6 separate regions of the Mus musculus genome follow, and regions 1, 2, 3, 5 and 6 are each linked to region 4. Evidence: chromatin loops called from intact Hi-C (ENCODE). Cell type or tissue: left cerebral cortex. All regions are shown on one strand. Links, peaks and the distances in the headings refer to the core of each region. The heading gives the core; the rest is flanking DNA. Region 1 holds the start of n-THgtg3 (a tRNA gene). Region 2 holds the start of Gm34325 (a long non-coding RNA gene). Region 3 overlaps Terb2 (telomere repeat binding bouquet formation protein 2). Region 4 holds the start of Spata5l1 (spermatogenesis associated 5-like 1). Region 5 has its middle 17 kb from the start of Slc28a2b. Region 6 overlaps Duox1 (dual oxidase 1).

Region 1 (5,296 bases), core at 528-4,527, 250 kb before region 4:
CTGCAGATCCACCCCGCACCCTATATCAGCGACCGATGAGGACCTTTGCTGAGAGTGCGGCGGATGCCCTCGGTACTGAGTTAGCAGTTTGGACAGAACTCTATTGAATGCCGGTCAGCTTCGGCTTTCCGCCCCCATGACTTCTCTCTTCCTTGCAGCCTCTCCCACTTATCCCACATTTAGGATGGCTAAATCCTCTCTCCTTGATGCTCCCGCTCGGCTTTGCGCCCACTTCTGACCCCATTGGGCGGCAACTGGGACTCGGTCCGGTTTTCTTCTTGTCCATCAGCGCTCCCACCCACACGGCGCCTAGCCTGTGACGGCTTCCACAGAGAGGCAGTGATATTTGCTAAACCAAGAAGGTGCCAGTGGTTTCTCACAAGTGAGTTCAAAGTGGCCACTTTTTACTCTCCTCTGCAGAGCCACCAGAGATCTCGCAAAACACCAGCTAAATCCTTTCACTATTTCACGTCCCAGACTGCAGGACATCCGCCTGCTTTTCCCTCACGCGGCTTTCAGTGTCGTTTCCCGCCCCCAGCGACTGGCGCCCATTCACTCAACAGGTTCTTGAGGTTCTAGCTGTCAGCCGAGCCAGGCCCTAGAGCGCTGTGGGAGCGGGCAGGTCCTAAAAATGACCCAGGGAGAACACTTAGGAGAGGAATCACGACAGACAGAGCCTTTTAATGACTGTGTTCAACCCTTTGTACATTAAATTGCTGTTTGACAGATTCCCATTCTCCTTGTAAAAGCTATCTCAAATGTCACACCCTCTGCGGAGCTGCTGCTGCTTCTTCTTCTTCTTCTTCTTCTTCTTCTTCTTCTTCTTCTTCTTCTTCTTCTTCTTCTTCTTCTTCTTCTTCTTCTTCTTCTTCTTTTCTTCTTCTTCTTCTTCTTCTTCTTCTTCTTCTTCTTCTTCTTCTTCTTCTTCTTCTTCTTCTTCTTCTTCTTCCTTCTTCTTCTTCTTCTTCTTCTTCTTCTTCTTCTTCTTCTTCTTCTTCTTCTTCTTCTTCTTCTTCTTCTTCTTTCTTCTTCTTCTTCTTCTTCTTCTTCTTCTTCTTCTTCTTCTTCTTCTTCTTCTTCTTCTTCTTCTTCTTCTTCTTCTTCTTTTTTTAAATCACTTCGGCGTCTACGTTACTGCTTTGATGGAAATTTGTAAAAAGTATGTATAGGAGACTAAGAAAAACCAACGTATTTTTACAATATATATTGAAAACAGTTAGATATATACATTGCATTTTTCTGGCTGACGCAATTCTCTGTACTTCGGGTGCAAACACCATCCCTCTAACATACTGGAAGCTTTTGTGCGCCTGCAGTTTAATTTAGCCCGCGCTGGTATAAAACCCTAATTCTCAACAGGCAGTTTGAGATTAATTTTCTAGAATGTTAGCTAAGTATTAAAATCGAACAGAAGAATAAAATACAGCTCCCTTGCCGTGCCATTGTTGCCACAATGCCGTGACTCGGATTCGAACCGAGGTTGCTGCGGCCACAACGCAGAGTACTAACCACTATACGATCACGGCGAGCTACCGGGAACTTAAGGTCAGGACTCCTTCCTTGGTCTCTTCTGTGTTGGATGCCCCGCCCCTTTTGACGTCATCGGGTTGCTGGCATTTGTTTCTGCCTATCAACGGCGGGACTTATGAGTGTGCGCAGGCGCTTTGGTTTCCCTGGCTAGATCTGTGCGCTAGCGTAAAGAAGCCCTCCGCTTCGCAGCAGTGGTAACAGCGGCCGACTGGGCCTCTTTTTTTCCTTGTTTTTTTTATTTAATTTTTAATTTTAATTTTGAGTCTGTGTCTGATTCGGGACAGGCTGGCCTCTAACGTCCCGAGTTTTAGGTTCCTAGGCGCCACCACGCTGGGCTTGCCAAGCATTTTCATGGCTGTCTTTTTGTGGTGCGTTTCCAAGCCAAATAGAAACTCAAGAAGACTGTGGTCAATCGTTGTGGTTCGCTGGGGCCCCCCCAGTACATCAGCATAGGGATGGCAGGGGATGGATCGTCCCTGTCTCAAGAGTCGCACTGGTTACACAGCACAGTGTGGCGTTCCGGTAGCTCGCCGTGATCGTATAGTGGTTAGTACTCTGCGTTGTGGCCGCAGCAACCTCGGTTCGAATCCGAGTCACGGCATTGTGGCAACAATGGTACGGCAAGGGCGCCTTTTTAGTGAAGGCGTTGTAATGCCCGGGCTAATTCTCCTATGTCCCTGTTGCTCATGATGAAGGCATTATAATGCGTGGTTAATTCTCAAAAACACTATACTATGTCACGAGCGACTGACTTTACAGCTTGTTGGTTTAGTCACCTTACTTTTGTTAATATCTCTGCGTGGTACTTTCTATTTTCCTAATTCAACGGTTAATCACATTTTAGTCTTTTAAAAACCTTACAAGACTTAAGAGTTCATCACGGAGGGCATAGGAATTATAGGAACAATGCGAAAATTAGGGGTTAGAATTAAAATTAGGGTTAGGTAGGAAAACAAACCGAACCTTTTTTGGTTCAGATCATATGACAAATGAAAGATACTACCACACTGAAGGGACTAGTTTTTTGTGGTCACTGTGGCGTGCTAAGATAGCCTCGTGGGTGCTGGTGTTTTTCTCCTCTTCCCAGTCTACCTCACATTAAAGCAAATTATCACGTTGTTTTGTGTGCTCTTAAAAAAAACCCTCAAGCTCCACAAATTCGGGTCTATTATTCGGCATTAGGCCAAATGGAAGTGAATTTTCCACCTAGCTCTTGAATGCTTACTTGATGGTGGCTGTGTGGTTGTCAAGAAAGGACCCAGAGAAGAATGAAGTTCTCCAGCTCCTCCTAGGGGCTCTGGGATGGCAAAGCAAGTCAGGAAACATTCCTGGGAAAGATAGGTGTTGTAATGTCTTTCACCCATAATCCATCAGAACAGCTTACTGAACAGTGTAGAAAATCAAGACTTCATTGCAGCCCCACCCCCTAAGTCCCTAAACAAACAAAAGACAACAAAAACCACCCTCGCAGGCTGTAATTTCCCTGGGTCTCCTGGCATTTTAGGAGATTTGGTGAGTTTAAAGCCACATAACAGGACAGCTTGCGCCTTACAAGTGTTGCTGAACAAAATATAGTAGGTGAATGTGAAAACCCATTGGGCTTTGTGTGAACAGTCATGTATCTAGGCAGTATCACCAAACCCAGCAGACTAGTCACCAGGACTGTGGCAGCTGTTCCTGGGCTGGCCTTGCTAGCCCTGTTCCCATGAGCTGCACCCACACCAGGGCTTGGGAGAGATGCAAGCATTCCCTCCTGAGGGAGACATAAACCAGGTCGACCTCCCTCTCTAAGGTCCCAGTAACAAAGAAAGTACAGTTCTGTCAGAGGTCCCTCAGGAACTAGAAGGTTGTTGGGTTTATTTATAGAGTCTGAGTGAGGGGTTACTGACAGGTGACCATAAAGTGGCCACATTAGAAAGTCTTCACCCAGCAAGATGACTTCTTCCTGAAGTCACATAGAGGGAGTCCCCTTCAGTCAACCTCCCCCAGCATGTAAACTGTCTCTGGAGACCCGAGGTCACATGAAATTAGAGCAGAATGGCATGCAGGTGCCCAGGAAGAGTGACTGGGGTCTTAGGGAGAGTCCTGTGACCAACAGCAACCATCCACTGGCTCAGTCATGATGGCTGCTTCCAACCAGGCACAACTGACCTGGTCAAGACAGTTGCTCTTTTGCTTGGATGACGAAGGAGGAAGGAACAGTCACTCTGATATTATTTAGGGTGCAGCAAGCGGTCCATTTTATGTGTTAATTAAGTCAAAGGCAGGAAAAGTTTGAAAGTGAAGCAAAGCCAAGGTTTATTCAAAGTGGACAATTTCATAGAGTTAAAAAAGAAAAGGAAAGGAAAGGAAAGGAAAGGAAAGGAAAGGAAAGGAAAGGAAAGGAAAGGAAAGGAAAGGAAAGGAAAGGAAAGGAAAGGAAAGTTCCTCCGGGCAGGCAACTTGTCAATCTAGCAGCCCAGAGGAGGAGAATGTCGAGAGAAAGAGTGAAAGGGAAAAGCCATTTAAGTAAAGCCAGAAAGGAAGGGTGCATCAGAGAAAGAGTAAGGAAGCCCAGTTACTATAGTGGAAAAGCACATATAGGCTCTGGAAGCAGAGAAATAGCCAAGAAAGAACCAAAAGGAAATATTTACAGCTTTTAAAACCAGGACTCATTAAGGTGGGCAGACCCAGCAGGATCTCATAGCAGCTTGTAGGAACTGTACCAGGAACAGACATTCCGGGAAGCCAAAGTATAGCATTTTGTTAAAGAGATAATTGTTCCATTTGTCTCTTTAGCATGGTTTAAGGTGAGCCTTCCTAGGGGTGGTCCCTTGGCAAGATGATTGACAAACTGTCTTAGCTTCTGGGTAGCTGGAGTTGTTAGATCTCCATTCACGTGAGAGCTTTCATCCTGTTGACAGAACTAGGCTGTTCTGTTGCTGTGTCAACTCTCTACGAACACAGTAAAACAGTCAAGAAAACACAGCTCAGAAACACCTGGTATCTGAGATACCCCACTGGTCACCCATATCTACGGCCAAGAATGCAGAGGAAGCTAAGGAAATGTAGCATGACCCAGATGCTGCAGGGTCTGGCAGTGGGGTTGGGTGGGGTGGAGTGCAGGAGGATGCTCAGGTTGACAGCTGCCCTTCTGGACAGGAATATTGTCACTCTGGAGATGGGACAACCTAGCCTCTACTAAGGAACTCTGCTTGTTTTCCTTGCTCTGATTTCTGGGCGTCAGATCAGGCTGATCTAGTGACTTGCCTGCCCATTAGACTTGCCTTCAGGGAAGAGGGACCATTGCTGTTGACAAGCCCCTGAGTTCTTGGCTTGGCTTGTACACCTTACTGTGTTGTTTTCTGTTCAGACTCCTGGGCAAGATTGGTGGGATTCATTTCTTCTGCTTATCTGGGCTGATGAGGCTTCTGGGCTGGCAATGGTGAGAGCCAGAGCCCCCGAGAGCCTGGCCTGGGATGACGTCACCATGACCCAGTTGGCACACTCAGCGGCCAATCGACACCCTCCTTCCCTGCTCTCACCTTAAAACTGTTTTGTTTTGTTCGCTTTTGTTTGTGTTTTATGCTATAAATGTTGTCACTAGACACCACCTTTTCTAGGTTGGAGTGCCCGTAAAGAAGCAGGCGGTGTTAAGAGTTCCTTCAGCGGACATCCCAGCTCCAGCAGTCTCCATTTTGGTTAGATTTCTCCAGGTTTCCCATCAGCTCTTAACTTTTTTTTTTCCAGCAGCGACCTTTAACTCCACTAGGAGGCGCTCTATCCC
Region 2 (5,296 bases), core at 522-4,521, 59 kb before region 4:
TTATTCAATATCAGAATGGCTACTCCAGCTTGTTTCTTCAGACCATTTCCTTGGAAAATTGTTTTCCAGCCTTTCACTCTGAGGTAGTGTCTGTCTTTTTCTCTGAGATGGGTTTCCTGTAAGCAGCAGAATGTTGGGTCCTGTTTGTGTAGCCAGTCTGTTAGTCTATGTCTTTTTATTGGGGAATTGAGTCCATTGATATTAAGAGATATTAAGGAAAAGTAATTGTTGCTTCTATTATTTTGGTTGTTAGAGTTGGCATTCTGTTCTTGTGGCTGTGTTCTTTTTGGTTTGTTGAGGGATTACTTTTTTGCTTTTTCTAGGGCGTGATTTTCGTCCTTGTATTGGTTTTTTTTTCTGTTATTATCCTTTGAAGGGCTGGATTCTTGGAAAGACAATGTGTGAATTTGGTTTTGTCTTGGAATACTTTGGTTTCTCCATCTATGGTAATAGAGAGTTTAGCTGGGTATAGTAGCCTGGGCTGGCATTTGTGTTCTCTTAGTGTCTGTATAACATCTGCCCAGGTCTTCTGGCTTTCATAGTCTGTGGTGAAAAGTCTGGTGTAATTCTGATAGGCCTGCCTTTATATGTTACTTGACCTTTCTCTCTTACTGCTTTTAATATTCTATCTTTATTTAGTGCATTTGTTGTTCTGATTATTATGTGTCGGGAGAATTTTCTTTTCTGGTCCAGTCTATTTGGAGTTCTATAGGCTTCTTGTATGTTCATGGGCATCTCTTTCTTTAGGCTTGGGAAGTTTTCTTCTATAATTTTGTTGAAGATATTTGCTGGCCCTTTAAGTTGAAAATCTTCATTCTCATCAACTCCTATTATCCATAAGTTTGGTCTTCTCATTGTGTCCTGGATTTCAAGGATGTTTTGAGTTAGGATCTTTTTGTGTTTTGTATTTTCTTTGATTGTTGTTTCGATGTTCTCTATGGAATCTTCTGCACCTGAGATTCTCTCTTTCATCTCTTGTATTCTGTTGCTGATGCTTGCATCTATGGTTCCAGATTTCTTTCCTAGGGTTTCTATCTCCAGCGTTGCCTCACTTTGGGTTTTCTTTATTGTGTCTACTTCCCTTTTTAGGTCTAGTATGGTTTTGTTTATTTCCATCACCTGTTTGGATGTGTTTTCCTGTTTTTCTTTAAGGACTTCTACCTGTTTGGTTGTGTTTTCCTGTTTTTCTTTAAGGACTTGTAACTGTTTAGCAGTGTTCTCCTGTATTTCTTTAAGTGAGTTATTAAAGTCTTTCTTGATGTCCTCTACCATCATCATGAGATATGCTTTTAAATCCAGGTCTTGCTTTTCGGTTGTGTTGGGGTGCCCAGGACTAGGTGGGGTGGGAGTGCTGTGTTCTGATGATGGAGAGTGGTCTTGATTTCTGTTAGTAGGATTCTTACGTTTGCCTTTCGCCATCTGGTATTCTCTAGAGCTAGTTGTTATCGTTGTCTCTGGTTAGAGCTTATTCCTCAGGTGATTCTGTTAGCCTCTATCAGCAGACCTGGGAGACTCGCTCTCTCCTCTGAGTTTGAGTGGTCAGAGCACTCTCTGCAGGCAAGCTCTCCTTTTACAGGAAAGGTGCACAGATATCTGGCCTTAGGATCTCCCTCCTGTCCGAAGACGAAGGCCCAAAACAGGACCTCTCCTGAAGCTGAGTTGCTTTGGCCTGTCCCAGAAGCTGTTAGCTTCTGTATTCTACATTCTCACCTGTGCAGAATACTCTTGGAGGAGTCCTGGAACCAAGATGTGTGCAGCTGATGCTCAGGCAAAGCGCTCCCTGGCTTGGCGGATCTCTATCCTCTGGACGGGAAAGTGGCCAGCTGTCTGGGACCCAAAAAGGCCTTAGAAGCTCTGTGGTTCCCGCCTGTCCCAGAAGCTTTTAGCTTCTGTATTCCGTACTCTCACCTGTGCAGAACACACTCGGCGGGGTCCCGGAACCAAGATGTCTGCTGCCGATGCTCAGGCAAAGCGCTTCCGGATTTTGGTAATTTTTTGATGGCGCCAAAAATCACTGCTGTTCAAAAAATAGAGACTTGAGAGGTTAGGAGGAAGAACAATTAAGGAAGTAAAAGATCAACTCAGAATCTCTTATAAAAAATTCCAGCAAGAACAAAATGATGGGAGAAAAATATCAAAGAATTCCAGATTTCTTAGTACTTACCACCTGATTCATCAAGGAAGATCCACCCAAGAATACAAGCAGAAAATTTCAGAAAACTGAGACCTGACAGGCAGAAGGAAACATTGGTTTTCTGTAGTGAGACCGTTGGCCACCAGGTGGCAGGGGTGCCTCAAAGGGGGTCAATTAAAACACAGGGTTTCTCTAAGACAATAGAAAGAAGTTGTCAGGCTCTAGAGGCTATGAGGACGAGGTAGGTGGGTGGGGTTTTAAAGATCGAATTTTAAAGTGTAATTCTTGTGGTGGACACAAAGTTTCTCTCATGCAGGCATTCTACAAACATTCATCATTAATTAAAAAAAAATTCATATATGTGTAGGAGTGTTTTACCTACATGTATGTATGTGCTCCAAGTGAGTGCCTGGTGCCCTCGGAGGCAAGGGATCAATGGATCCCCTGGAACTGGAGTTATAGATAGTTGTGAGCCACCATATGGGTGCAGGGAACTGAACCTCAGTCCTCTGTGGGATCAATAAATGCTCCTAACTGCTGTGCCATCTCCTTAGCCCTGGTGGCATTTCTTCTGTCTCGATTTATTTGTTTTTATTTTAATAATGTTTTTGTTAATTATTTGAAAACTTCATACTGTCTTTTTAAATTATTTATTTTATATTTTGAGATACTTACATAATTTTTCCTCTTTCCTATCCTCCCTCCAAAAACTCCCACTTAAATCTGCTCAGTTGTATAATGTTACTTCCATGTATGTTTTCAAGGCTGGCCATTTGGTATTGGATCACCAGCTAGTGTGCTGGTCCCTGGGGCAGACTATTGCTCCCACTCCCAGCATTCTTCAGTTCCCTGTTGTTCTTTGTGTGGGTAGAAGCCTCCTGGGTTCCCCCTATCTCTTCACTCACTGCCCTGACTGAGATGGTTTTGAAGATGAGGCTCTGGAACAGCTAGAGACCTAATGATAGTCTCTGTGTGGCCTTTCCTAAAGAAACATGTCTAAGTCCCACTGTGGATCTTCCTGAGAGTCAGTGTTGCGTGTGATTCAGACAGAAGCTGTATAGTCAGTATGATCTGGTCTCAGAGGTCACAAGTGTCACCTCCACATCCTAATGCAGAGGGCAGTGAACTATCGCCTGAAGCTAACCCTGCCTGCCCTGTTTTGCCTGCCCTCTGTGCAGCACCCACCAGCACGGGAAGCCTGATAACCTCAGCCCTGGCAATGTTTTGCTGACAAGTCTCTATAGCCTTAGTTTTCTTGTACTTTGAGGAAGAGGCCTCTAAAACTTCCTAAAGTCAAAATGATGAATTTAGACCCTATGAGTTTCGTTTTGTGAGAAGTTAAAAACCTAGAATAGTAGCAAATAGGCCACTGTAAGATTTTTACCTAATTCATTTTTTCTTTAGAGAAAAAAAAAACTTTATTTTACTCTGGGTGTTTGGCCCAAACCCTAAACACTAGTGATATCCACACAGTTTAAAAACACTCTACACAACCATTTCCATTTTAATTACTGGATTAGATTCCCCCCTTTGATCTGAAACTCTTCAACCCTATTTTATCAATCCGTCAACTTCTTGAAGGATTTTGAACTTTGGGGAAATCTTGGATCTTGCTGAAGCTGAATTTTCAGTGCTTGATGTGACTGGGGTAAAAATGCGCATTTTCCAAAGGACAGACAGTATCACCTGGCTGCAGGCCCAAGATGTAGGTGAGCAAAACCCGACACTATTGAAGGACACACTCTGCCTGTATCTCCTGACCTCTGATATGGCTGGCAGGACAGCTCCTGGTTCATCCCATAGAACTGCCAACGGCCTTGGCAAGGAAGCAGCCCCATGAAAGGGAAATGTTTTGGGTTCTAGGCATACACGATGATCCGTTGTCACCTGGATTGATTGTAATGGTGTCAACTACTCAACAGTTGGTCTGTACTGTTACTCCTTAACTGGAGTAATCTGAATCCCTATCTTTGTAGTCTCATTCAAGACACTTTTACTGGAAACCACAAGCCAGGCCCAGATCCTCTCCCTGCTGTGTGGAAAAGCCACAGCTGCCAAAAGGCGATTGGCATGCCAAATTTTCACTCTTTGGAGCCAGTTCTTTAGCATTTGTAGATCCCTTGAAAAGCACAGGAACTCCTCCAAAGCATCCTTCTAGAGTATTTATTTGGTTGAGAGTATTGGAAATTCGTCTTTCAGGTTGTAATGCATTTGCAGGGTGTGGGTGCCCACACATGCTCCTTCCTAAAGCCACAGAGCAGACTGCGTTCCACCTGTTCTAGGTACGGCAGCTCCCCACTTGGTGGGGACTCTGTGCCTTGCTGCTGAGTGACAGGCACCCCAATAATATTTTTAATATTATTAAATATTATAAATTATATAAAATATATAAATTTTAAACTATAAAGAAAATGTCAAAACATGTAGTATGGTGCCAGGGGAAGTCCCTTGGGTGTCTGGAAAGAAATAAACTACCCAAGCCAAGGGAATGTCCAACATTTGGTAAATGCTATCTCAGAAAATAGTCACTAACTATTCTTAGTTACTCTCACTTTTGGGAAAGGGGGTAACATCTAAGTCTTAGGGTTCCTATTGCTGTGATGAAACACCATGATCAGAAACAACTTGAGGAAGGAACCCCACAGCTTATATAAGCCCATTACTGAGGGATGCTAGGCAGGAACTCAAGCAGTGCTGGTACCTGGAGGTCTAAGCTGATGCAAAGGCTATGAAGGTAATGCTGCTTACTGGCTTGCTCCTTGTGGCTTGCTCATCCTGCTTTCTTATAGAACCCAGGACCCCCATCTCAAGAGTGGTACTGTCCACAGTGAGCTGTGCCCTCCCACACAGATCATCAATCACGAAAATGGCTAACAGGCTCGCCTACAGACCAATCCAGTTGGGGGGTATTTTCTTAATTGAGGTTCTCTCTTCCAAAATGACTTTAATTGATATCAAGTTGACATAAAAGTAGTCAGTACACACTCCCAGAAATTGTAAAGACCTGCTTGATTGACCTCTGTAACGGAGGAGTTGGAACCAAACCACCATGTTTTCCTAGACTCAGCCTGGGTGAGTCAGATTCTCAGGAAAAGATCTACAGTTAGGGGTCAGCCTCAGGGCTGACAGAGTCTTTCCTAACCCATACTAAATAACAGGAAG
Region 3 (4,000 bases), core at 1-4,000, 430 kb before region 4:
CTCACTTTGTAGACCAGACTGGCCTCGAACTCAGAAATCTGCCTGCCTCTGCCTCCTGAGTGCTGGGACTAAAGGCGTGCGCCACCACACCCGGCTTCTAATGTCTTTTCTATTAAAAAGTTAGTATGAGATCAGAGGGATAGCTTAGAGGTGACCACTTCCTGCTCTTTGAGAGGTCCAGAGTTCAGTTTACTACTGAACTCCCAGAACCTATATCAGGTGCCTCACAACTGCTTGCAACTCGAGCTTGGGGGATTCAAATGAGCATTTCTGGCCTCTGAGGCATTTCTTGCACACATGTGACATGATTTACACAGACACACAGGCAGACAGGTAAATGAAAGTATTATTATAACATTCCCTGCTTTTTTGTTTTGTTTGTCTGTTTTTTTTGAGACAGGTTTTCCTGTGTAGCCCTGGCTGTCCTGGAACTCACTCTGTAGACCAGGCTGGCCTCAAACTGAGAAATCTACCTGCCTCTGCCTTCCAAGTGCTGGGATTAAAGGCGTGTGCCACCACTGCCCGGTTAGTTGCTAAATTTTAAGCTGTGATTTCTTTTGCAATTTACAGCATGACAGAATGGCATCAAGTGATAAGGAGAACATTAGACCAACACCAGAACACAAACAAGAACTGTCCAAAAGGTATTGGTTACTATGTGTCATGGCTGTTCAAAGTGAATATAGAAACGTTGAGTTTGACTGTGTGTTTATCTTACTTTCACAGTTCCTCTGAGATTAACATGATCATCATCACTGTTCTTATGTATAGACAAAGAGATCTAAGATTAAAAGGATTAATTTGTTCAAAGTTATAGAAATTTTTACAAAAAAGAGAAGAAGTGAGTCTTGAGTGATGGCTCGCTGGTTAGGAGATCTTGTTGCTCTTTCAGAGGCCCTGGGTTTGGTTCCCGAACCCACATGGTGGCTCAATCATCAGTTATTCCAGTTTCAGGGGATCCGGCACCCTCTTCTGACCTCCGAGAGTTCCAGGCACACATGTGGTGTGCATATATGCATACAGGGAAAGTACTCATGCACATAAAATAAAAATAATCATTAAAAAGAAGGTGATGATGAAATATTGATGAGTCACGGAATGCCATACAGCTTCTGGCCTCCACACACATGCTCACACATGTTTACACACAGAGAAAACCGCAAACACACATACATGACAACATGCCAAGCAAGGTACATTTTAGCTGAAATCTTGGCATTAGAGGGATTTAAATGAGCACCAAGCTAGCCTAGGCTACTTAGGCTACAGAGGAAGATGCTGTTGAGGTTTTTTTGTTTGTTTGTTTTTTGTTTTTTTTTTTAACTAGATATTTTCTTCATTTACATTTCAAATGCTTTCCCTTTTCCTAGTTTCCTCTCCGAAAGTCCCCTATACCCTCCCCCTACTCTGCTCCCCAACCCACCCACTCCTGCTTCCTGGCCCTGGCATTCCACTGTACTGGGGCATATAATCTTCACAAGACCAAGGGCCTCTCCTCCCATTGATGGCCGACTAGGCCATCCTCTACTACATATGCAACTAGAGAGAGTTTTTTTTTTAACAAACAAACAAATAAACAAACAAAACCCAAAGTTTAATTATGTAAATATACCCTAAGATTCTGCTTTTTACTTTTCAATTTTCTTTTTTTTAATTAAGAAATTCATAGTACATATTAAGTATTTTTTAAATCATATCTACCTGACTTCCCTTCCCTTAATCCCCCTCCCAATTTCATGTATTCTCTCTCTGTAAAGTCTTGGCTGTCCTGGAACTTACTGTGTAGACCAGGGTGGCTTCAGACTGACAGTCTCCCCCTGCCTCTGCCTGCTCACACTGGGATTACAGTGCACCACTGCATCTGGTGCTTCTCCCTCCTTTTAAAATCCTGCTGTGTCTGTTTAGTGCACATGGGTATAGGACCATCTACTGGAGCACTGGCAGCATTTCAGGGGCTGCATCCCTGAGCAAATCCTCCCTCTTATGCAGGTATCTATGACAACAGCTTCTCAGCTAGGGCTGGACCTTCATGAGCCCCTCCCTGCTCATCTTGGATTTTGGCTGGCTTGATTTTGTGATAGTCCTATGCATGTGGTGATAGCCACTGTGAGTTCATGTGTTCCGATGCCCTACCCTGTTCTGCTGCAGACCTCCACTACTTCTGTAGAGCCTTTTCTTTATGGAACCACCAGATGGTGCAATATGAACATAAATAGAATACATCCTGAAATATCTGCATGAAGCACTACTTACTGACAGTAAACACATTATTATTGAACATTTGCAAAGCACAAGGCATTTGTGAGACAAGCAGTTCACAATATTTCTTTTCCTGTTTTCTTTTGTTTTTTTTGAGACAGGGTTTTTCTATGTAACAGAGCCCTGACTGTCCTGGACTTCCTTTAGAGACCAGGTTGGCCTCAAACTCACAGAGGTCCACCTGCCTCTGTCTCCCAAGTGCTGGGATTAAAGACATGTGCCACTGTGCCTGCTGGTTCACAATATTTCATTTGATTCTCACAGCTTGTATATGCAATGAGCCCCGTTCATTTTACAATTGAGAATATAAATCTCGAGAGCTAAATAATTCATTCAGTTTTATTCAGAAAGAACAGCTGAATTTGAAGCCATATCTAGATCTGAAGTCCAAAGCTGAATTTGAAGCCATATCTAGATCTGAAGTCCAAACTCTCAACCACTGTGCTATTTTCCTCTTCCCAGAAGGTCCTCAAATTTTAAAGTCACATATACTTTAAAATTTTATGTTTTTAAATTGTCTTAATATAAGTGTAACAGGCTGAGGATGTAGCTCAGTTGTTAGAGTGACTATCGAGTGTGCGTGGGATTTGGGTCTTATCCCTAGCACTACGTAAACCAGGCATACAGTGCATGCCTGTGATCATAGCAGCCTGGCGGTGAAGGCAGGATTAAAAGGCCAAGGTCATCCTCAGTTATAAAGCTAGTTTGAGGCCAACCTGGGTTTTATGAGACCCTATTTCAAAAATGCCAAAAATTAAAAAAAAATGTAAATCATTTAATTCACAAAAATAAGAAATATAAAAAAGAATAAAGGATATTTAAATTAGAAACAATTCTACTCACTAGCCTGTGTCTCTCCTGTCTTACAATAAGACACAGAGTTTGTAGAGCTGAGGTCATCTTGAAGTCTTTCAGCTTTGCATTTAATGTTCTATCAATAATTTCCCATAAGATTGAAAACCTTATTTAATGTTGTACCTCAGTGTTAGGACTGACTGTTAGAAACCAAAGCTATAAATTCAGAAAAGGAGTAAACTGGAAATCGCCCTGCATCAGTGAGCTTTCTTAGGAAGGAGAGTCTTACAACCATGATGGGGCGTGGTCAGCTTGAGTGGGAAAGCATTATGAGGGACAGCATCCCACCAGAGGCAGCATGAGGGACTTGAGGTAGGAGAGCAATGGAGGCGGTTAGAGCTTGTTATCAGAGACAACATAGCAGGACCTTAAAGGACAAGATGATTTCCTTTAAACCTGGGAGGAGCTTCATGTTGTCGCCAACTGTGACAGAGAATGAAGGAGAGACAGAGAAAGAATCAGAAATCCTTTGCTTGAAGGTGTGGGGAGCCATAGCTTGGAGCCAGTTTCGGTTTTACTTGTTAGGGTAAAGGGGAGCAGCCTGGCTTGTGTCATGGTGCAGAGCTTGTCAGCTCTTTACCTCAGAGGACAGATGGTGGTGGTGGGGTGTGCTCTGATTTCTTCTAAGCTGCTATTTGGTCTTAAATATGCAGGCAGGCCCATGATCTAAGGCAAACCTTATTTCTTTTTTTTTTTTCATTTTTATTAGGTATTTAGCTCATTTACATTTCCAATGCTATACCAAAAGTCCCCCATACCCACTCACCCCCACCCCCCTACCCACCCACTCCCCCTTTTTGGCCCTGGCGTTCCCCTGTACTGGGGCATATAAAGTTTGCAAGTCCAATGGGCCTCTCTTTGCAGTGATGGCCGACTAGGCCATCTT
Region 4 (5,296 bases), core at 722-4,721:
ATGGTCCCGAGCCTGCTTTTGCTCTCTTCCCTCTCAAGGCGTACACTATCCAGAGAAGTTGGTCAGTAAAACTTAACAGTTCAGCAAAGAACCATTTCTCTCCTCTCTGCTTGGTACTATTACCTTAAAAAGTGGAACCTAAAGACTGTATTTCCTATGTGGATGTATTGTAGGAAATCACCAGAGGAACCTTTAATGAAACAGAGATCTAAGAGTCACTATGAAAAAGTCATTTTTAGACAGTCACCTCCCTAGCTCTAAACTGGTTTTGTTTCTGTTCAGCCTATAGGATCAGACCATAAATAATATTGTCAACCACTAGGCAAGTTAAACATGCAAAAAAATGAAGGACTGATGCTCTCAACTCTAATTCACCTAGGTAGAATACCCAAACCAGATTTCCTGGAAATCATCAAACTCATTCTCCTAAATTCAAACAAGTCTAACTGAATCCACTAGGAATTGAAGAGATCTAATTATTGAACACCTAGCATTTTACTCAGTGTTGGAATAGGGAGCAGAGCACTACAAGTTATTAAACAGAGAGACTAAACTACGGAAAGACAATTGAAGCCCACTTTCATAACTGGCAACGATGCAAACAGAATGTATAAATGTGTGGCTGGCACCCCAGGATGTTGTGCCAAGAGAACATTGGAGTAAAGACTGGAGGGGCTCTCCCATCTCTCTGAAAGAACTTAGGTGTGTGTCACCAGTCTTTAAGTGAATGGGCAGAACTGAGAGGTTTGTTAGTGGTGTGGGTATCGATTCTCTGCCTTTTCACATGCCTTCGATGTCATCCTGTCTCACTTCCTAGCACATTGCCTGGCACAGAATGACAAATGAAGCAGAACTGAGTTCTTTCCACAGTGTAATCCCTGTTTCCAGTTCAGCCCAGTCACTGCTCACTCACTTATTCATTCATTTAAAAGTGGGGTTTTTAAGAACAATCCCCATCTTCTACCCTTGAAGAGTTTAAAGCAGAGATAGAAATGCAGCTCAGTTGGCAGAGCGCATGCCTAGTCGACATGGAGCAGATCTAGGTTCTAGTTCCCAGCACTACGTACATCATACATGGTGGCACACATGTGTGTTTCTGGATTTTTGGAGGAAGACTCTTGTCTTTCTTGTGAAATGTCACATGCCTGGCCTTTGTGTTTCTCTAAGCATTATCTTCCAAATTTCCACAATAGCTCATTCAACTCTGAGCACCTAATGGCACACACACACACACATACATATATGCATATATACATATATGCAAACAGACACATACATATATACATATGGTAGATGGGGCAGAGCCCCAGATGTCACACTTTATTCCTTCTCTCTGGCCTTCTTAGCTCTTCTTAGACAAAAGTCCTTTAGAAAATTACCTCATAGATAAAATGTTTACACAAAAGAGGAGTTACAGAAGGATGTCCATATTAAGTTCAAAGCAGTGCTTCATTCTATAAACTCGTTATTTCAACACCACAGTTTCCCATGGCCTCACTCTATTATAGTGCAGACTTGTGGCTTCATCCTTGGACCTGACCTAGAATGAATGCTTTTCCTTGGTCATAAATCTGACCCAAGCCCATTTCTCTTTTTAGTGTAATTGTGGAAGTGCAATGTATTTTTTATCATGCAGCCTTTACTTACTATTCTCTGAGGAGTGAGCACATTCTATTCTTGATTCTAACTTTACTATATCTTTCTGGCAAAACAACTAGAACCATCTCCTAAAACTTTCTTCCTAAAATTATTTGAATCAAATCAGAAATTCTATAGCCTCATTAATCCATCTAAACAGCATTAATTCATGAAAGTTCACCTTCATGTTGATCTGAAGGAATTTTGCCCAATAGGGTAGGCTGATGCCCAGGAATCATTAGGCTATGCAATATTGACAAGAAAAGGCATACCACTAGCATGAAGCAATCCTGGGATAAATATCTCTGAAGGCCCTTGCAATTTAGAGCTTACCCATCATAGCTATACAAAGTGGTATATCTCCAGAAAACTTAGCCTTTCCTTGATGGCTCCTGACAGGAAGCCAGGACAAGAACTCAAGGCAGGAACCTAGAGGTAGAACCCGAAGCAGAGCTCACAGAGGAATGCTGCTTCCTGGCTTGCTTAACTACCTCTCTTATAGAGTCCAAACCCACCTGCTAGGGACAGCACTGCCTATAGTGGAATGGGTCCTCCTCTATCAATTAGCAATCAAGAAAATGCCCCACAGAGATGCCCATGGGCCAGTCTGATTGAGGCGATTCCTTTTTCCCAGTTAAAGTTCCTTCTTCCCAGAAGTGACAATGAAGAACAGCCATGAAAATGTCATTATAAAGTGACCTGTGAGAGTTAGATGCTTCCTCCCACTATCTAAGGAGAGAGTGCAAAAGCACATGAAGTAGGAAGTAGCCCTCACTTGTCCTGAGTCAGCCAGCATCTACATCTTCGTTTTCTAAGCTTCCAAAACTGTAAGAAGTAAAGCTCTGAATGCAAGTCATGCAATTATGTACATGAAGGCAAAGCACATACACATAAAATGAGATAAATAAAATCTGTAAAGGGGCTGGAGAGTTAAGAGTTAAGAGTCCGAGAAACTGAGTTTAGCTCCCAACACCCACATGGAGTGATTTACAAACATCTATAACTGTAGCTCCACGGGATCCAATGCCTCTGGACTTCATGTGCACCTACATAATCTCTCTCTCTCATCATACACACTATTTTTTAATGGAAAAATATAATTTGCTATTGCTTATTATAACCTGAATAGCGTGTGGTACTTTGTTAGAATAGCTTGACAATATTATAAGAATACATACTAAAAAAAAAAAAAAAAAAAATACATACTGTGTGAACCCTGAGGAAAATCTAGCGGAAGCTTCGGTTGCAAATGTCCGGTCCGCCAAGGGCCCTCGGCCTTCATTTGTTGGTTCTGGACTCCCTCTAGTGGTGCACACGTTTGTTGCTTTAAATAGTGCTCATAAAATTGCCAAATTTGGAGTCCTGTAACCAACAAAAGGACCACAGAACTGTTATTATGTTTTTCTTTTCAAGGTTTTCTTTTTCTTTCTTTCTTTCTTTCTTTCTTTCTTTCTTTCTTTCTTTCTTTCTTTCTTTCTTTCTTTCTTTCTTTCTTTCTTTCTTTCTTTCTTTCTTTCTTTCTCTCTCTCTCTCTCTCTCTCTCTCTCTCTCTCTCTCTCTCTTTCTTTCTTTCTTTCTTTCTTTCTTTCGATACCTTTCTCCATTCTGTAGTTTAGGCTTGCCTAGACCTCACTAAGTAGCCCAGGTAGAACTATAAATTGTTCTAATCCTTATTTAGTCTCCCAAATGTTGTGATATAGGTATGAACCATCACAGCAAGCTTAGAATGGTTTCCTGCAAGATTGTAAGTATGATGAATTCAGATGTATGGATGACTGAAACAATACAATGAAAATGGTCTGACTCAGAGGAGCAGGATGGGTTAAGGCTGCCTGGGAAAGATAATCTATAGTTTTACTGAGAATGTGTGAATGAGTTGAGGGCCCAGAAACACAATCCCTTCCTGATATTTGTGACACAAGGAGGGGAGTGGCTGTTTTAGTGGGGATGCTGTATATTTCTTGGCCAAGGTCAGAGAACTTTATAGTTTGGCCCTGAACGGGATCAGCCTCTTTATGCAACACGAAAAAACATGTACTGTCCTCCACACCATATCCCCACTAACTTAGCCTCTACCCCTGTTTTAAATCAGTGCTGAAATCTGAAAGGTTAAGTTCACTCTAATTGCCTCAGTGGGCATCAGTTATGACTCTCAGCTGTACCTTTCATGCGACCATGGTCAAAATATGCAGAGAAAAACCTCTTAAGATCACCCTATTAAACTTCCGTTTCCTGGTCAGTTCTTTACCACAGCTATCCACACGCACGCTAGCTTTCACACACATCCCTTTACATATTGAAGATGGTTATTATGTCTTATTATTAATGTCTTCTTTCCCATTTCTAGACGCTCCAAGTCTTTGGAACGAGGATAAAAGATCTTTCATAAGATGCGAGTATCATGATTAATTTGGCGGGTATTTTATTTACACCTTGTTTATATCTGTAAGCACGTTACACCTTGTCAGCAGTTTGGGTTTTCTTTTTTTCCTTAAGAAATCTTTTTACTTCACAAAATGAAAACTCTTATGGCCTAATGGAGCAGCCGTATGTCTGTCAGATGCCAGCGGAGACCTTTTCATTGAGGCTCTTGGACCGACTACCGGGCGTCTGATGTTTATGGAGAGCCAGGCTTTTCTCACTTTCCCAGAAGTCCTTTCGACCGTCAATCAGAGGCTTGTTCCTTCTTGGCGCATGCGCGCCGCCTGCATCCGGCAGCCGGGTGGATTGCTGCCGGGCTTTCCCCGGCGTGGTTCCCCGAGTCATGGCTCCGGACTCGGGGCCCTTCCCCGACGGACAACTTTTGAAGCTGCTGCCGGTGGATCCCCGGGACCGGGACACCCAGCGCTGCCGCCTGGGGCCGGCCGCCTTCCGCAGCTTGGGTGCGCGCCTGGGCTCGCCGCTGAGGATCTCGTTGCCCGCCGGCGGCTGCTGCCTCTGCACGGCCTGGCCGCGGCGCGACAGGGTGGATGGCTTTGTGCAGCTGGACCCGCAGTGCGCTAGCCCCGGGGCCCGGGTGGCCACGGGGAGGATAGGTATGGACTGCTTGCAACCCGTGCCCTGTCCGCCCCTGCGGCGCCTAGAGGTGTGGCCGGTGCTGCGGCCCCAGGCGGGAGCCCCGAGTTCCGCCGCGGTGCTGGAGGTAGTGCACGAGCTGCTGCGCAACCGGCCTGTGTCTCGGGGACACGTGGTGACCACCCCGCCGGGTGTCCCCGGCCCTGTCGCAGCTCTGCACGTGATGGGCGGGACACCGGACCCAGAGCCCGGCGGGTGGGTCACACCGCATACCCGCATCACGCTCAGTGACAAGCCTCCGCCACAGGTCGAGCCTCCCGGGGAGGTGACCCTTGGGGGTCTGTCGGAGACCGCCGACTCCCTACGGGAGCTGCTCCGCCTGCCGCTGCGCTACCCGCTCGCCCTAGCCGCGCTGGGGCTGGCTGTGCCCCGCGGGGTGCTCCTGGCGGGCCCCCCGGGAGTGGGCAAGACCCAGTTAGTGCGGGCCGTGGCGCGCGAGACTGGCGCCGAGCTGCTGGCGGTGAGCGCCCCGGCGTTGCAGGGCTCCCGGCCCGGGGAGACCGAGGAGAACGTGCGGCGCATCTTCCAACGAGCCCAGGAGCTGGCCAGCCGCGGACCCAGCCTCCTCTTCCTGGACGAAGTG
Region 5 (5,296 bases), core at 663-4,662, 160 kb before region 4:
CATGTGAAAGGATGGCATGTAATAATATGTTAGGAGGACTTTGTAGCCAATAATATTTATTAGCTATTGTCTTAGGGTTTTTACTGCTGTGAACAGACATCATGAGCAAAGCAACTCTTATAAACACAATATTTAATTGTGGCTGGCTTACAAGTTCAGAGGTTCAGTCCATTATCATCAAGGAGGGAGCATGGCAGCATCCAGGCAGGCATGGCACAGGAGGAGCTGAGAGTTCTACTTCTTCATCTGAAGGTTGCTAGGAGAAGACTGGCTTCTAGTCAGCTAGGAGGAGGGTTTTAAATCCTATGCCCACAGTGACACACTTTCTCCAAAAAGGCCACACCTTCTCCAACAGGGCCACACCTCCAAATAGTGACACTCCCTGGGCCAAGCACATTCAAACCACTATAGCTAAATATAGATTTTTAAGTCTCAGCCAGTCTCAGAGATGTAGAAGCAACAAGGTACATATTATCTGCCTTGTTGATCTTGTTAATTTCTTTCTTCCTGTCTATAGTCAAGATCTTCAGGAGTCTCTCCCTGTCATATCAGATTTTTATCAATTTGGATCAAATCCACAGGTTTTTTTTTTTCTGTAGAAACATATATAAAGCCTTTCCCCTAGCTAATAATTTCCTTCCCTGTATTCAGATATAATGACATTCTTAGTATATACAGGCCGATTAAGCTCAGCAGGCTTTTCCATAGTACAATGTTTCTTAGCAGCTGTTGTTTTTTGTTCATTAGCATCAAGACATTTAAAGTCAATAATGCACTGTGTAATCTATCTGTATGTACTCTGGGAATCTTTGTTACCCATTTCTGTTTGTTAAGAATCTCTTTTAAAGTACAATTGGATCTCTCTATAACTGCTTGTCCTGTAAAAAACTGAGGTACACCCATAGTTAGCTTTATATTATAATATGCAAAAGTTGTTCCATTTTTCCAGAGACATATGCTATCGCATTGTCAGTCATGATTTGTATAGATATCTCCATAATTGCTATAGATGTTAATAAATTATAATGGCAGAATCAGTCTTTTCAGAACACAAAGCAGTTGCTCATTAAAATACTGAATATGTGTCTATAGTATGATAAACATATTACAGTTTACCAAACTCTATAAAATGAAACACATCCAATTGCCAATTTTCATTTCTTTTTTTATTAGATATTTTCTTCATTTACATTTCAAATGCTATCCCGAAAGTCCCCTCTACCATCCCCCCCTCCTGCTCCCCAACCCATCCACTAATGCTTCTTGGCCCTGGCATTCCCCTGTACTGGGGCATATGATCTTCGCAGGACCAAGGGCCTCTCCTCTCATTGATAGCCAACTAGGCCATCCTCTGCTACATATGCAACTAGAGACACAGTTCTGGGGGGTACTGGTTATTTCATATTGTTGTTCCTCCTTGGGTACTTTCTCTAGTTGATTACACTGGTGATCTCTTCAAATTTAAGCTTTGTATCTCAGATCTAGGAAAGCCACCGCGGTGAAAGCTGTAGTGCAAACAGGACAGCATCTGCTGCCACCGATCCTGCAGTCTCTTGTTCTTACTTTGAAGCACTCGCAAGGCCAACAAAACAGTAAGGCAGCAGCACAAGATCAGTCCGCCAGCGATCACAGCTGCGCCAAACCACAGTTCTTTGAAGGAAGTCAGCTCCTGCATCCTAGTGATGAGTTTTCTGCTGCTGTCATGCTGATACTGGTTTCCTTGTCCTGAGGCTTCGCTCTTGGGAGGAGAGAGGACTTCATGCAGTCCTCGGGAATTGCACATGTTTTCGTGACAGCATTCCAAAGTGGGCATGGCAGGGCCAGAGTGGTTTAGGGCCTGCTTGTCTTCGCAGATGTCTGTGCTGTGCTTGCATGTAAGTCCAGACAGCTGTGGATGAGTGGGGAATTGGTGTCCTGAGGATCGAGATGTCTGGAGAAGCAAGCACTAAGCTCAGACTTACACATATAACCTGTTGCCACACAGCGAGCATCATCATAGTAGCATCTGATCTCTCCTGTGGTGAGCAGCACAGCCTTGGTGCAGAGCTCCAGCTGCAGCCAGATGAAGAAGGATCTGGAGTGATGTCCATTGATGTCTCGCGCTCCCTTCGATCCTGGAGCCAGGCGCGGCTTCACTATGACCTCCGGGCGCGCCGCACTTGAGCCCGGGCGCTGTCATTGTCGGGGCGAGGGCCTGAGCATTGAGCGGAACTAAGACTACCGAGGACCCATTCCGGGTCCCTCGCGCGCGCTCCCCGGCCGTCGTCCTCTTGCTCTGCCAGCCAGTGCAAAAGACAGGAACAGGAGAGGGGAATTGGAGCCGAGAGGGGTAAATAGCGCCAGGGCCCGGCTCTATGCCCCACCTCCACTCTCCGATTGGCCGACGCCTCTAGCCCTGGGGCCCAGCAGCAGGGGGCGGGGCCAGACGCGGGCTGAGACCGACCCGCTGACCCGCTCCCGCTGGCTCCTACCTGGGTTGGGCACTGTCGACTCCCCCTAGCGGACGCCTGCGCGAGCAGCCGCAGATGCGCCGCAGAGCCCAGCCCAGAGTTGTGTGACCCTCACTGCTCAGTCTCTGGTCAGCGGCCTCCAGCACGTGGCTTCGCTTTTGTCCCACCTGAAACCCCACCACCACCACCACCACCACGACGGACCAATGGGCTTGGGGTCTGCCCGCGCGCGTGGCCGATGAGAAGTAGGGTGCACATAGCCAAGAAGGGGCTGCTGGCTCTCTGCTGGCTCCCTAGGGCTCATCCAACCTGAGCCAGCTGCCTTGCGACCAGTATCCTCAACATTTTTTTTAATTAGGTATTTTCCTCGTTTACATTTTCAATGCAATCTCAAAAGTCCCCCCTCAACATTTTTTATGTTTAGATTTTATCACATTGAACTCCTCTTCTCTCTCTCTCTCTCTCTCTCTCTCTCTCTCTCTCTCTCTCTCTCTCTCTCTCTCTCTCTCTCTCTCTCTCTCTCTCTCTCTCTCTCTGTGTGTGTGTGTGTGTGTGTGTGTACATGCAGCACAGAGCACATTTTAAGGACAGAGAACAACCTGAAAGACTTCCATGTGCTTCCTACTGTTTGAACTCAGGTCATCTGTATGCTGGCAAATGCCTTTTCCACTGAAACATTTTCCCGCCCACCTGTATTTATCACGTAAAGAAATGTCTTTATTTTAAAATTTATATTTATATGTTGGCTTAAAAATTTAAAAGCCTAATTTAATAATGGTTTTTAAATGTTTTAACCTCCTCTGTAGCCCACCTCCATCTTAGGTAGTAGAGAAGAAATGTTATTAGTATATAGGGGAAGTGTACCTGTTTAGAAATCGTTCTTTGGAGCAAATCTAATGTGCTTTGTCAGGAAATCAGCAGTTTAGTTTGCAGGAATCAGAAGTGGCAGCTTGATCCACTTGCAAAATCCTTTACAAATATACTGGTAGTCTAGTTCAGTGGTGCTGGGTTAGTAAACGCAAATCGGCAGCAGTGACACAGCCTACTATAAACAGGACTCCACTGAATAGGCACGAGTCAGGAGAAGCAATTAGGACCGGCAGGGACAACAGGAAAAGTTCTTAGCACTCAACAAAGTGAAGATCAGCAAAGACAAAGACCCAAGACCAAGAAGTGTTGCAAAGCTAGCTATGCGAGCCCACCATCACTGTCTATTGAATCCTATATATACTCTCTCAAAATATCAAGTGTCTTCCCATGGGTCGTGCTTCACCACACGAGTCTGTCTTAGTAAAACCCTAAGTGAGTCTGTATCAGCTGACATCACTCTACCAATCAGTCCAAGTCCTCAGAAGTGGCAAGAAGCCTCCAGAACCTCATGAGAAGTTCTTTGGCAAGTTTTTTCCTATGCATTACCACAAATGGAACTCAGCGACACAACGTAAGGCAAACGAATACAAGTGTGTCCTTAGTGAAAAATCTTTTATCACTTGTCTTTTCATGTATTTGCTTTAGCAAAACATCCTTTCACCTGTGTCTGCCTTAGCAAAAACATTCATGTGTCTGCCTTAGCAAAACATCCTTTCACCTGTGTCTACTTCAGAAAAACATCCTTGGACATAACTGACTTTACAAAACCCCAAAAGTTTCCACTCCCTATGTGGGTATGTCTGTGTGAGTATGCCCATGTGTGGTGAGGGGGAGGATTTCAGATCCACTGGAGCTGGGGTTACAGGTGAGTGTAAGCACATTGATGTGGATGCTAAGGACTGGATTCTGATCTTCAAGAGCAGAAAGTACTCTTAGTCACTGAGCCATCTCTCTAGACCCCTGTTTTACATTTAGTATATCAGACATTAAGTGTTGTAAATGTATTGTATCATATTCAGGGTATGTGACACCAAGACACTAAATGTTCCCTAAGCAACTTTGCCACATATTATGGAAGAAAAGAAATAATGTGCTTATGGTTTTATGTGAGACAGTTATATCATGCTAGGCAGAATTATGACTTTGCTATTGTTCTCATTTGGGAATTAAGCATGACATAAAGACAGGTGAGTGGGTATCAATTTGACAAGGGGCAGGTTTCTAACGGTTAATATTGGGTGTCAACTTGATTGGATATGGAATCAACATTTTTTTTTAAAGGCAAGAAGCTAGGCACACCTGTGAGGAATTTTCTTGTCTGGATTATTTGAAGAGGGAAGACACATTTTTAATGTTGACATCCCCTTCTAGTGGCATCCCAGATATAAGGAAGCAGGAAGAAGGGCGCTGGGAAGACTGTTCAGTGGTCAAGAGTACTGCCTGTCTTCCAAATGACCTAAGTTCTGTTCCCAGATCCCACATCACTGCTCACAACCATTTATAATTCCAGTTCCAGAGGGATCTGACACCGGTGGCTTTTGTGGGAACCAGACACATACACATCTTTTAGTGAGGCTTTTTTTTTTTTTTTTTTTTTTTTTGGTTTTTTGAGACAGGGTTTCTCTGTGTAGCCCTGGCTGTCCTGGAACTCACTTTGTAGACCAGGCTGGCCTCGAACTCAGAAATCCGCCTGCCTCTGCCTCCCGAGTGCTGGGATTAAAGGCGTGCGCCACCACGCCCAGCCCTTTAGTGAGTTTTATTTCCAAGTAGTGGTTACTATGTTTTCCAGTTTGATGGGGAGAAGGTTTGTGTAATCTAAGTCCAATGGGCAGTCCTTGGTTCATAGCCCCAAAGTTAATTTTATGATTCATAGTCATATGCATCTGACCCAACTTCCCATCTCAACTGATCAGGGAGAAGAAAGTTTGTGCCACCATTTGAGGACTCAGAAGATGCAAGGTAATGGTTCCCATCAC
Region 6 (4,000 bases), core at 1-4,000, 280 kb before region 4:
GAAGGAAAGACGGATGAAGGGAACAGAGATCTGCCAACTCTGAAGTCTAAGTTCATCCACCAAAACAGAAGAGCTCAGTAATAGAAATATTCCTTACTATACAGTCAGGGCTATACTCACCATTAATACTAAGCCAGCTCTCCCCGTGGATGTGGAACTAGTTTTCGCCATGAACAGTGAGTGGGCTGGCTGCAGATAACTTATACACCAGGCTGTCCCTCAATTTGAACATTGACTCAGTTGGTCCTTTTACACTGACCTAGCACTTACAAAATTGAGCTAGACTTACAGTGAGCCAGCCCTCACCATACACGGTATAAAATAAACCTTGAGTGTGAACACTGGATGGTCTTTAATAGGACCATAAAGCTAACCTGCACCAGGAACATGAACCTGGCTACTGTTTTGAATACTGATCCAGCTCTACCAGTAAATATGTTCATCTTTGGCTCTTCCTCCTTCAACAGGTCCGAAAGATTGGAGTATTTAGCTGTGGTCCCCCTGGCATGACCAAGAATGTGGAGAAGGCTTGTCAGCTCATCAACAGGCAGGACAGGACTCATTTTTCTCACCATTATGAGAACTTCTAGGCCTCCTGCCCAGCAACTATGCCCACTACTGCCCTGCTGGGACAGCAGGGGCTTTGGCCTGTGCCTTAACCCAGTACTCATTTCTGGCCACCTCAGCCTTGGCCCTTCCCACCTGCCAACTTGGTTGGTCCAAGTAGCCTCGCTCAGGCATCATGTGTAGGCTCAGAGATCTCTAGGGCCAGAATGTGTCTTGAGTTTGTCGAAGGAGCACTGTTTAAGAACTATAGGTTCAGAAGTAGGGGAGCTTTTGGGTTGAGACAAAGTGAGAATTAAGCAAAAACTTGACAGTAGACAACCTGTCAAGTTTTTGAAAGTGAGTCTGAGTGATAGTATGGATGCTGGCGTCTTCAAGTCCTCTTCACTGTGTTCTTCCTCTCTTCAAAATGGTTGGGAGATGTCTTAGAGTAGCCAGGGGCAACTTACAGAAACCCTCAGGACCAGCCTAACTGAACAACTGATCTCTCAAAATGTAAAATGTAGTCAGACCTTTCTGTGCCCACTAACCGCCTGGAGCAGTGCCCCTCAGCCCCATCTCCCTCTTCTAGTGGTCTGTTTTGCAAATAAACGGTGTTTCCCCCTTTGGAGTTTCTTTTTTGCTGCCTTAGGTCAAGGTGGAGCTAAGGAAATCATCCACCCAGTGGGCTTTGCCACGGTGGTCCAGGCATCTCTCCAGTATCTACTGAATAAAAGCAGCGAAGACTGAAAAGCCCTTCCTCACTCTGGTGTTAGGCTGCTGACAGCGGATCACAAGGACAGAGAGGAGTCCTCAGGGAGCTGCAGTCGGCCTGGCTTCCTCCAGGGCATCAGCTATTCTAGCTCTGCCCTGAGACAAGGTCTTCCAGGCAGCATGAGGAGATAGATGTCTCCTAACCCCTCTAGGCCTGTTTTCTCAGGTGCAAAATGGTGGGTCCTCTTCCTATCATTCAAAGGCAGAGCAACCTTCAGAGAGTTTCTGAAAAGGTGCCCAATGCCAAATGATCTATTCGGAATACCTCGTTTCTCAGATCACACATCCTCACTTTGGAGAAATTCCCAACTGATTCTAATCAGCGCTAATGCACCGCGGGCTTGGGTTGAGGCAAGCAAGGGGCCTCAGGTTGTCCTAAGAGGACAACCGTCCCGAGGGCGTCTGGCTCCCACAGAACCTGTCTGTGGAGCAGCGGGAAGGCCCCGGACCCACGGGGGTCGGCTGAGGTGCGTGGCCCCAGACCCGGCCACCAGAGGGAGCTAAGGGAAAGGGACACGGCGCGCCCAGCCAGCCAGCCAGGAGCGGGAGCGCGCCGCCTCAGGGAAGCGCGCCTCCCGCCCGCGTGGCAGCGCCATCCGCGCCGTCAGCCTGGCGCGCTGCCTCTTTGTCTCTCGGCGCCTCCCAGACAAACCGCTCGCTGCTGGCGGGAAGCCGGGCTCGCTCGGGAGCAATGGCAGGAGCGACGCGGCCTGGACGCCCCCTGCCCGGCGTGAGGTGTTTGGTCAAAGGAAGCGAGTGGATGCTCGGAAAGTGCTTTTCGCAGGCGGCCGGCGTCGGCTCCAGCCTCAATTTATAGTCGGGCTCGCTCCCCGCCCCCTCCCGGCAGCCCCTGGGCGGCGCCGGCAGCCGCAGCTCTGCCTGGCCGAGCCTCTGGCCCGGAGCCCGGGCGGCCCGCTGGGGACGGGGAGAAGGGAGGATGCGGAGGGTGGGTGGTGCGGGAGGGAGGTCGCCACTCCCTCCCTAGTGTCTGACTGGGGCGGGGAGACCCCTTCCTCCTCAGGCTCTCCTCGGTGCCCAGCTCCACACAGTCCCTTTATTCCAAGGCCCAGGATTCCCTCCCCTTTATAATAAATTAAGGAATCTTCAGCGCCTGCTAGATCCTAGGACAAGGGGAAGCCAGGTTTCTGACATCATGTCCTTGGTAAGAACCGCTGCCCCCGTGCAGGTGACAAGGACTGGGTCCAGGTCTATCATAGTGCCCTGGTCTCACATCTACAGAGTCCGGATGGCCACAGGGTAGAGCAGGGACATGTGTTCCGCTCCCTTAATGGGCAGCTTGCGGCTGGCATAGTGGTGCACGATTTCAGGGACGCTGCTGAAGGGTGGGCTGTTCTGGCCCAACACATACTTGTGTTCCTTAGTCCGGGACAGCTTCATGTGCATGAAGCCCTGACTGCTCCTAGGAAGAGAAAGAGATCCCGGTGACCAGGGGTTCTCCTCAGTCCCCTACTTCTACCCCGACTCTCCCAGCAAGTGTGATTCCAAAGCCAGCTTCAAGTGGGAGGTGGACAGAGACGGGATGGTGGGGGAGGGGAGGGGAGGGGAGGAGAGGAGAGGGTTGAGTAGGTAGCATGAGGCACTGGCTTTGTGGTGAGGACGCTCATTGTACCAAGAATGTGTGTGTGGTGAGTATACAGGGTGTGTGCTGGTGGAAAGTGGGGTGCCCCGCACCCTCCAATTCTGTGACCCTAGCCCATAGCCTTTGGCTAAGGCCAGTTTAACCCTACCTGGACTTTTGAGACCGATTCATACAGGTCAGGCTAGTCTGTGTCTCCACCTCTTAATTATAGGTGTATGCCAGTGTATGGGGTACTGAGCCCAGAACCCAGGGCTTTGGACAGACTAGCCAGCACCTTAGCAACTGACTACAGCCCGGCCTTATGCTCAGTTTCCCCTTCTTGAGCTATATGGCAGCACCAGTCTGTGGGTCTTACACCAAGTCAGACCCTCTCAGTCCAGCCAGCCAGCCCTTAGGCCTGGAGTGACATCATCTGGAGACTCGGTTAGCATTACCTACCCAGAGTTGGGTAGGACAGACAAAGGAATTATGGTGTGGAGGTGAGATGAGAGGGCATGGGAGCCCCCCAGCCTGGAGTCTGATTGCAACCTCTTTCCATCAGAGAAGAAGCAAGCAGTTCCAGCACAACCGACATCTGCGGCAAAGGCGGCTGACACAGACTTAATACGTCTTTTAAATACAAAGATTTTATGTTGAGCAGGTCTTAAGGCCTGAGTGTGTATGACCTTGTGGAGGGGCTCATTCTTTTTCCTATACTATAGTTTGGTTGAAATTTGTGGGGCGAAACAAGCCCTTTCTACAGCAAAGCTGTCCCGCCTTCCTGTGTTCCCAGGGATTAAACTTTTACCTTAGTGATAGTAGTCCTATCAAGAGCCCACCAGTGATAAGACAGTCAGACCCAACCCAGATCCCGTATATGGCTACAGTAAGAACAAAAGAGAGCAAAGAGGTGAGGCTGCTCCCTCTCCCTTTAGGTACGGTGCTCACATGTGACTCTATCTTATTTTCTTCTGAGCCGTCTTTGTCTCTTAATCCTCATGCTTAACTATATACTAAAATAACTTTAATAAAAAAACCCCAAAGTCGGGCGTGGTGGCGCACTCCTTTAATTCCAGCACTCCAGAGGCAGAAGCAGGCGGATTT

What was found. Hi-C counts contacts between places; a loop is a spot of excess contacts. Peaks named below come from ENCODE experiments on the same cell type or tissue, not always from the same donor. Only the 100,000 strongest peaks of a DNase experiment are listed, where the experiment ranks them.
Region 1: a loop joins it to region 4, with 10 times the contacts of the local background. A loop is called at or near these places in 25 of 42 quality-filtered maps.
Region 2: it touches region 4 in a loop (9-fold over the local background); 29 of 42 quality-filtered maps call a loop at or near these places.
Region 3: a loop joins it to region 4, with 4 times the contacts of the local background. A loop is called at or near these places in 13 of 42 quality-filtered maps.
Region 5: a loop joins it to region 4, with 2.3 times the contacts of the local background. A loop is called at or near these places in 9 of 42 quality-filtered maps.
Region 6: it touches region 4 in a loop (9-fold over the local background); 6 of 42 quality-filtered maps call a loop at or near these places.

What each region holds. Positions count from the first base shown.
Region 1 is chr2:122,375,909-122,381,204 of GRCm38, forward strand. The region is part of intron 1 of Gm39918 (predicted gene, 39918); the gene reads left to right. It overlaps n-THgtg3 (a tRNA gene), which reads right to left and starts at 1,526; the gene lies at 1,455-1,526. It overlaps n-THgtg5 (a tRNA gene), which reads left to right and starts at 2,060; the gene lies at 2,060-2,131. In left cerebral cortex, for the core only: a CTCF peak has its summit at 2,814; DNase peaks (open chromatin) are centred at 1,584, 2,084 and 2,798; H3K4me3 peaks cover 1,882 bases; H3K27ac peaks cover 1,598 bases.
Region 2 is chr2:122,567,342-122,572,637 of GRCm38, forward strand. It overlaps Gm34325 (a long non-coding RNA gene), which reads left to right and starts at 2,352. Exons shown (of 3, transcript XR_003953895.1): 1 at 2,352-2,375. It also overlaps the pseudogene Gm17958. In left cerebral cortex, for the core only: a CTCF peak has its summit at 2,271 (motif pointing right); DNase peaks (open chromatin) are centred at 2,296 and 4,218.
Region 3 is chr2:122,192,662-122,196,661 of GRCm38, forward strand. Terb2 (telomere repeat binding bouquet formation protein 2) reads left to right here. Exons shown (of 7, transcript NM_028914.1): 5 at 571-644. Among named protein-coding and RNA genes, the nearest start is that of Terb2, 8.4 kb to the left of the region's middle. In left cerebral cortex, for the core only: a CTCF peak has its summit at 2,197 (motif pointing right); a DNase peak (open chromatin) is centred at 2,181.
Region 4 is chr2:122,626,284-122,631,579 of GRCm38, forward strand. Spata5l1 (spermatogenesis associated 5-like 1) reads left to right here and starts at 4,342. Exons shown (of 3, transcript NM_001033256.4): 1 at 4,342-5,296. The coding sequence starts at 4,403. In left cerebral cortex, for the core only: a CTCF peak has its summit at 2,951 (motif pointing left); DNase peaks (open chromatin) are centred at 2,930 and 4,328; H3K4me3 peaks cover 1,238 bases; H3K27ac peaks cover 942 bases.
Region 5 is chr2:122,465,437-122,470,732 of GRCm38, forward strand. It overlaps the pseudogene Bambi-ps1. Among named protein-coding and RNA genes, the nearest start is that of Slc28a2b, 17 kb to the right of the region's middle. In left cerebral cortex, for the core only: a CTCF peak has its summit at 2,491 (motif pointing left); DNase peaks (open chromatin) are centred at 1,599 and 2,409; H3K4me3 peaks cover 1,103 bases; H3K27ac peaks cover 224 bases.
Region 6 is chr2:122,346,803-122,350,802 of GRCm38, forward strand. Duox1 (dual oxidase 1) reads left to right here. Exons shown (of 33, transcript NM_001099297.1): 33 at 468-1,170. The coding sequence ends at 590. It overlaps Shf (Src homology 2 domain containing F), which reads right to left. Exons shown (of 7, transcript NM_001374011.1): 7 at 2,090-2,737. The coding sequence ends at 2,551. Among named protein-coding and RNA genes, the nearest start is that of Shf, 20 kb to the right of the region's middle. In left cerebral cortex, for the core only: a CTCF peak has its summit at 1,815 (motif pointing right); DNase peaks (open chromatin) are centred at 1,941, 2,109 and 2,514; H3K4me3 peaks cover 1,368 bases; H3K27ac peaks cover 1,650 bases.